Linked DNA regions of Mus musculus: all the other regions are linked to region 3. The links are chromatin loops, found by intact Hi-C in ENCODE. Cell type or tissue: left cerebral cortex. All regions are shown on one strand.

The links. A loop is a pair of places that touch in the nucleus more often than their neighbours do. Peaks named below come from ENCODE experiments on the same cell type or tissue, not always from the same donor. Only the 100,000 strongest peaks of a DNase experiment are listed, where the experiment ranks them.
Region 1: it touches region 3 in a loop (2.0-fold over the local background); 2 of 42 quality-filtered maps call a loop at or near these places.
Region 2: a loop joins it to region 3, with 2.3 times the contacts of the local background. A loop is called at or near these places in 2 of 42 quality-filtered maps.

Annotation. Positions count from the first base shown.
Region 1 is chr7:79,057,709-79,060,208 of GRCm38, reverse strand. The region is part of intron 1 of Acan (aggrecan); the gene reads right to left. Among named protein-coding and RNA genes, the nearest start is that of Gm26633, 5.6 kb to the right of the region's middle. In left cerebral cortex, a CTCF peak has its summit at 1,457 (motif pointing right); no DNase peak of the experiment used is centred here.
Region 2 is chr7:79,046,881-79,049,380 of GRCm38, reverse strand. All of the region lies in intron 1 of Gm26633 (predicted gene, 26633), which reads left to right. Among named protein-coding and RNA genes, the nearest start is that of Acan, 5.1 kb to the left of the region's middle. In left cerebral cortex, no CTCF peak of the experiment used is centred here; a DNase peak (open chromatin) is centred at 1,128.
Region 3 is chr7:78,988,992-78,991,491 of GRCm38, reverse strand. No RefSeq gene overlaps it. Among named protein-coding and RNA genes, the nearest start is that of Gm31213, 36 kb to the right of the region's middle. In left cerebral cortex, no CTCF peak of the experiment used is centred here; a DNase peak (open chromatin) is centred at 963; H3K4me3 peaks cover 366 bases.

The DNA of each region.
Region 1 (2,500 bases), 69 kb before region 3:
AGGTCAAGATCAGCTGTGTTCTGGAAGCAAGGCCCTGTCTCAGGCATAAGGGTGGGGGGCAGGTGGAACAGTTCTCGACTCCCCCTGCCCTTGCAGAGCACAGCTACAGCATCAGCCACTAACCTCTCAAGGAGAGACTCAGGCTAGGAGAATCACTAGAAAAATCAGATTCCTGTCCCCATCGCTCATCCCACAGAGGAGGCTGGCTTGCCATATACAGTGTTCACCAGCTCCTTAGATGGCTCTAATTTCCAACCTGAAGATTACCCTCCTCTCTATAACAGTTCTCTTTCAGTGTCTGGTCAAGTTGGACAACATCCTGCAAGTTTTACAGTCATTCCAAAGTCTAGCTGTTCCCCTCAGCCATCGACATATAGAGGTAGAGGCAGGGAGGCTGGGAAGTAAGACAGCCCTGGCTTGGGAGATCAAGAAGGAGGTGGGGGTGACGGGATGAAGAATGTGAGGCCAAGAGTTCAGGCTCTAGGAAAACCATCTTCCTCAGGGCTGGGGTGGTGGCTGGGACCAGGAAGACATGCTCTTTAGAGCCTGGGATGCTCTGCTTGGATATTTCTCTCCTAAAAGAAGAGAGAAGTATTCCTAAGTGTGGCCCTGGAGATGAGTAGGATATGGAGGACAGAGCCAGACGGTGACCCAAGGGTGGATGATGGATGATGGGGGACCTGGGACTGTCTGTTAGGTTCTTTTCCCTACACCTTGATTATCTGAGACAGGGACTCATGTCGCCCAAGATGTTCTCAGATTTGCTATGTAGCTGAGCAAGACCTTTAGCTCCTGCTTCTCCTGCTCTTACCTTCGGAGTGTTTAGATTGCAGGTGTGCACTGCACACTCAGTGGAACCCAGGATGTCAATGCCAGGCAAATATTCTATATCAATTTTTTAAAAAGGTAAGATCTTGCTATCTAGTCTAGGGTGACTTCAAACTCAAGATCCTCTTGGGATTAGAGCTGGGACTATAGACCTGTGACACCACACCCAGCTATGGCTGAGTTCTGATTGGATGACACAGTGCTTCTATGATGCCCCCCACCCCTACGCCACACTGCCTTTCAGGTGGCTTGGGGAACGGCCCTAGAGGACCCAGAAGACTGTTTAAGCTGAGGCGGGGCTGAGAGAAGCTCCCCTTCCTTCAAGTGCCCCCTCCTACCCTTCTGACAGCTTACTTAAGGAGAGAAGGTCAATACTAAAAGCTGTCTGCTTTAATGTCTTATGATCCTATAAAATGCAGGTTCAGGTGAGCTATGAAAATCCATCCCTTTGGCTAGTAGCTTTCAGTTAGGCTTTAATTTAGTGTAACTTTATTCCTCAAAGTAGGGGCTTGGATAGGAGTTCCTGGTTCCTGTTCAGTTTTCTTTTCTGGAGCTGGGCTGGCCTCAGCTCTGGTGCCCCACTCTCTGACCAGCTCACTTCCCACAGGGATCCAACTTCTGTTTCTTCGCTGAGCTCTAGAGGGCGCTGTCTCCCAGAGAAGTAGAGAGAATTTATGGGCTAACAGTAGCTGCCATTTTGTGGGGGTAGAGGTAGGGGTGGGGTTGGGGGTGGGGTAGGGGGAGTCTTCTCTTAAGAAAGAATTTTAAAGTGTAGTAGTCTGTTTGCTCATCTACTCATTCATTCATTCATTCACCCTCTCAATTCATTCAGTCAACTAGCCTATCTTATGTGCCTCGAACGGAATTAGACACAGACATAAAATCCCTGCCTTGGCTCCCAGGTAACTCCATAAGGGATTTCATAGACAGTGGCTTCTTTCGGGGTCTCCATTTCACAGATAGGTAAGACAAAGCCCAGAGAGGTGAAGCTACTTCTGTCACACAGAGCTTGTCTCTGGTGACTCCAAGTCTGGGAATGCTTCTACTGCCAATCCTGGACACCTCTGGCTTCTTTTCAAGGTATAGTGACCTCCTCACTCTCTTCTGAGAGCTGTGTGTGAGAGAGGTACTGAGTGACACCCCCACCCTCCCCTTCCCCAGCTATGGCAACCAGTCCCAAACAGAAACCTCCTTTGGCTTGGAGATCACATGTTCTCACCTGCTGATGTCTCACCTTTCCACAGCAGGACCTTGAAAAGCCTCAAAGATAACAACACCTAAGATTTTACTGCAGGTCTACCTTGTGCCAACATCTTTATTTGCTTTATCTTGGACCCACAAGTCCATTTCATAGGTGCAGAAACAGGCCCACAGGGGTAAGCACATTTCTGCAGGTACACAGACAAGATTTCAATTTTCAAATGGGCCATTGAGACCCTACCTTCTCCTCACTCCCCATTTGTGGCCTGCTCTTGGCTGCTACCCAGACCCTGCCTCTTGCTTCTGGTTGACTCTGTCCATTGGTTTATAGCTTGACCCTTGACCCTGGGACTGAATGAAGCCATTTTTTTTCCCTCTCTCAGGTTTGGCACTAATGACATTTTGGATTCTATGCTGCATGTGTGTGTGTGTGCGCGCGCGCGCACGCGCGCGCGTTTTGGGGAGGTATCAT
Region 2 (2,500 bases), 58 kb before region 3:
ATTCCATGCATGTATCTGTCCAGGTTCTCAGTGTAGGCAAGTAGTCCAGTTTGGCTCTTTGGAGCAATGCCATCTGTCCCAGTGTCTACAGGACAGGTGTCCTTAGTGAGGTGTACGGGTTATCGTTAGAGCTCTCTGTGCCTCTCTTCACAGCTTAAGGCTGCTGGATTCTTAACTGCTTTCTCGAGGAGCTTTGCTTCTGGATCCTTGGTCTTGGGGGATGCTTACTTGTGGCTGCCTCTCTAAAGTAAAGTTTCCAGGGCTGACGGCTGATGGTAGATGTGGACTGGCCAGGGAGGAGCAAAGGTGGCTCTTTCTTCTTACCACTTGGACATTCAGCTCCTCCTGGTGTGGCCAAAGGTGCTCGGAGCAGTGTTGCACCTTTTGGCTGACATTGACGCTTAGAGATGATTAAAATCAGACTATTGGGGCTGGGGAGACAGCTAAGTTAGTGAAGTGTTGGGTGTGTGTGTGTGTGTGTGTGTGTGTGTGTGTGTGTGTGTGTGTGTGTGCAGCATCAGGACCTGCGTCCAATCTCAAGAATCCATCTATACAACCCAAGCCTGTGGCACATGCTTGTGATTTCAGGGCTGCTTTCTGCATTTGTAAAAGAAGCTAAAAATAAGAGCACAGTAATGACAAACATTGGTTGTATTGAGAGGTAGGGTTGGGGATGGGGGATGAGTTGCCAACTTTCTGGGAGGGAAGAACCATGGAAATATTATTAAAAAAAAACAAAAAAAAAATAAATAAAGCACTTTTCAGGCCAGAATAATGCCAGAAAATGGAGCTTCTTAGTCCCCAGTGGCATGTCTGAAAAGTGCCACTTTATTGCTTTAACATTGCATAAGGGACAACCAAAGAGGGGAGTGGTCTAATAATAAAGAACGCAGGGTAACTTAATGAAACACATCTCCATATGTCTGTGTGGCAGGATGACATGTGGGGGCAGGAAACATTGTGTCGCTTAAGACACAGACCTGCAAGGGCACGTTTTGGGGGATAGGGTGTTTTTGGAAGCTCTAGTTGGCACTTCCTCCCTGATTTCATACTAGGTTGATATTTCAGCAAAACCCTGCCGTTTATAAATGGAAACCACGCCAGTGTTCTACTCATGCCTCCCCCGTGTATTTACTACTGAGAATCCACACATAGGGAGGGGCTGAGTGGGATGCTGCTGTCTTGGTTTATGTAGCATCACTGTCGACATCGCCAACATCTTCGTCAACATTTCCCAGGCAGGTCTAGGGGAGGAGGGTTGAAGTTCTGTAGCCCTCAATTTTCCATTGAGAATCCACACAGAGGGAGGGTCTGAGTGGGGTGCAGCCATCTTGGTTTATGTAGCATCACCACCAACCTCCCCCCAATCATCATCTTCATCAGCAACAACAAGAACATTCTTCTTCTACCTTCTTCTTCTTCTTCTTCTTCTTCTTCTTCTTCTTCTTCTTCTTCTTCTTCTTCTTCTTCTTCTTCTTCTTCTTCTTCATCATCATCATCATCATCATCATCATCATCTCCCAAGCAGGTCTAGGGGAGGAAGATGGGTTTTGTTGTCTCAAGTTGCTCACTTCATAGGCAGCCCCCATGGCTCCTGGGAGCCCGCTCTCTCTTCCCTGGAACCTAAGGGGCTGCCCCCCACAGCCGAGGCCTAAGCTGGCTCTGTGCTAGTATTTTTTGAACTATACTCATTAGAGTCTCTTGGGTCCGATTGCCCAGCCCTTGCCATATCAGACAGGGCACTTTTATCTTCTTTCAGCAATAAACACTGAATTATTCTGAAAACTCATTAGAGATTTTCACCTGCAATAACATAGAAACAGAATACACACTAAGAAACACAAAGTGTTATAAATATGCATTTCCACCTACGGAAAGTACAGGCAGCAACTCAGTAGTATAAAAATGTTCTGCTAATTGTGCATGGTGGCACACACTGTAATCTCAGCACTTGGGAGGCTGGAGCAGGAGGAGCAGGAGTTCAAGGCCAGTGTAGGCTGTATGAGACCCTGTCTTAACAGCAATAGCAATAACAAATACCGGAAACAGAGTGTAACAATAAATACAATGATCCACTAACTTGCAGACCTTCAAATACCTCTTGTCCTCACAAAACTTGGCATTTATCTCATCTTACAGGTTCTCAACAGTTTAGTTGTTATTGCTGCTGCATTCAGATTTTTTTCCTGTGTAAACTATAAAGGGAGAAAAAGGGGGGAAACGGCAGTGTTAAACAGGATTATCTTTCATTCTTAGGATATTGACTCAGCGTTCGTTCGTTTGCCTGCCTGCCTTCTCACTTCCCTCTCCCTCCTCCTCCTCCTCCCCTCCCCCTCCTCATCCCCCTCCCCTTCTCCTTCTCCCTCTCCCTCTCCCTCTCCCTCTCCCTCTCCCTCTTGATCAAGATTCACTATGTAGCCCAGGTAGCCTTGAACTCATGATCCTCCTGATTTAGCTTTCTGATTGATAGAGTGAAAGGAATTCACCACCACACCCAGCT
Region 3 (2,500 bases):
TTAAGAAAATGCTGGGGTTGTGTTAATAGGCACGGTGTACCTTTGGGAACTCCGACTTCTCCAGTTTAGCTCTTATCATCAGCTTGCTGGGATCAGCAAGAGATCTACAACAAGAAACACCCAGTGTTGTCTTAAAACAAGATTCCCCACATCACAAGATACCTGACACCTTTCCTGTGCCTACTGTTTGTAAGTCTACACCAGGTCAGCTGCCAGCCTCTTAGTTGATCTGGTGTAACTAATACTGTAGGGAATTGTTTTTGTGAAGTTTAATACTTGACTTTTGAGGATTCCTTGAAATTCAATTCCTTGAAATGACTGGTTGAAGGGAGAATAAGGACGGAAGACCTTACCACGTGTCTCCAAATTGCCATCCTGGCAGGTCACACACTCTTCTATGGATATTTTCCTTCAGAGTAGACATCTCAGGGAACAGTGTAGCTACTCGATTCCCAGATCACATTGAGTCACTTGGTGTGGTGTCGAGAGCCAGGCAGTGGATGAATATAGCCACGTGCTCCTGAGCACTGGTAGATGTGGATTCAAACCAGGGTCCTGGAGTGAGGAACTTAGACCCTTCTCAGTCCCCTCATTCCTGTTGTGAGCTCAGCACTCGGAGTCCCACTGGCTTAGCTTTAAAGGCACTCAGGTGTGTCAGCTATGTGGACCCTCACTCCTGAGGGTTTTTGGGAGGCTGGACTGAGACCAGAAGCAACAAGCTCTGCAGCATCCCCAGGCCCCTGTGTGTGAGATGACAGGAAAAAGGGTCCCTACTTTTGTCTTCTCAAGAAACAAGAGTATGCTCAAATCATGGCGAGGTTAGCGCGCTTCTCTCCCATCTCGACTTTTCGTCTGCTCCAGGAGAAAGGGGGCGGACGCGGGCTGTGGTGAAGCCATCGCTGCCAGGATGCACCGCAGGAATCTGCAGGGCAGGGCTAGGACCCTGTTAGGGGACTCACAGTCCCGCCGCTGCGCACAAAGCCTGCCCTTGTCCAGCTCCTCGCTCCTCTGATGCTGCCCTGAGCTCAGACCTCCCAGCGTCCTGAAGGCTCCGGTTGTGGAGTCCGGTGTCCGGACCACGCCCATTAGGGGGACGTGCCGCTTGCCGCGGACTCAGAACCTTCCCCTGGTGTTGGAGCTTCCAACTCTGCTGGAATCTACTCTTAAGAACACTCGCAGTCTGTCTCAATCCCACTCGCAGAGGCGTTGGATCTGGTCGAGCAAAGACGCATTCTCAGCATGAGTCTGAGTGGGGTGGGGTGGGGGTGGGGGGCAACTGCCACTCACAGAGGTGATAGAGATGGTAAAGGTCATGGTCACCTCTGCAGTAGGTCAGGGTCCAGGGTTGGGCAGAGGTGAATACAGGTTCTCTGTCTCTCATCAGATTTCTTGCAGTACCCGACTGGGCAACCCCAGGACTCCTTGGTCAGACTCTAACTAGCTGTTTGTGCCTGGAGTCTTCGGGTGTGTGAGGGGAGAGGGGGTGGGGATGGATGTTACCCTGGCAACAGCCTTACCTAGTAGTCTCTCATATTTCTACTTATAACGCCGCCCCTCCCCCTCCCCCCACCCAAGCCCATACACACCATATCTTGAGGACCCTTCTGCCAGAGACAGGCAGTAAGCAAGGCACACTTGTGCTGAAGTCCCCATCTTACCTTATGCCCTACCACACACCTGCTTGGGATGCAGGCTGAATTCATCCATCTACTCGCATCTACCCTTAGCATCCATTTATTGATGCTACAGATTAAACAAAATGGGTGCTCTGAGAAGGTTGAATGTGTGCAGTGCAGTTCACCAAGGAGCTCCTTAATGGAAAGAAACAACGTGCTGAAGAGATATAGATAGATAAATAAATAAATAACCCAAAGGACCCAAGGAAAGAGGGCGAAGCAATGTGCAACACCAGGCACTCACTCCAGACCAGGAGGCAAACCAGACCCCACTGGAAACCAGGGCAGACCTGCCATTTCTCGCTGAGTCTTGTTGTTTTTGCTCAGCATGTTCAGACAAGATTTCACATTCACATCCAGGCTGCAGAAGCCTGGGCGGCAAGGTTGATACTGTTTTCCTAATAGGCTGGGAGCCTGTGGGTGTGGGGAAGGCAGGATCAGAGGCCCTGGGGTTGGAGCTGTCTGAACATACAACCATAGGCAGAATCCTCTGCACACAAACTCCACTCCCATCTTGTTATCTGGTCCTGAGTGTGTTCACATTTTTCTGCTGCTCACACACCCTTAATGGCTTCCCATGACAACTGTGCATCTTTCTCTCTTAGCATGTACTATGACAGCCAGGAACTGCTGGATACTGACTGTGAATCTAAATCCTTGACTGTTATAAAGTCTTTAGTAGGATCATGGTCCTAGGAACGGTGTGGTCTCTTTTAAATGACTTTTAGAAGATGCTTGAGTTCTTTTGTGATTGGGTTACCTCACTCAGGATGATGCCCTCCAGGTCCATCCATTTGCCTAGGAATTTCATAAATTCATTCTTT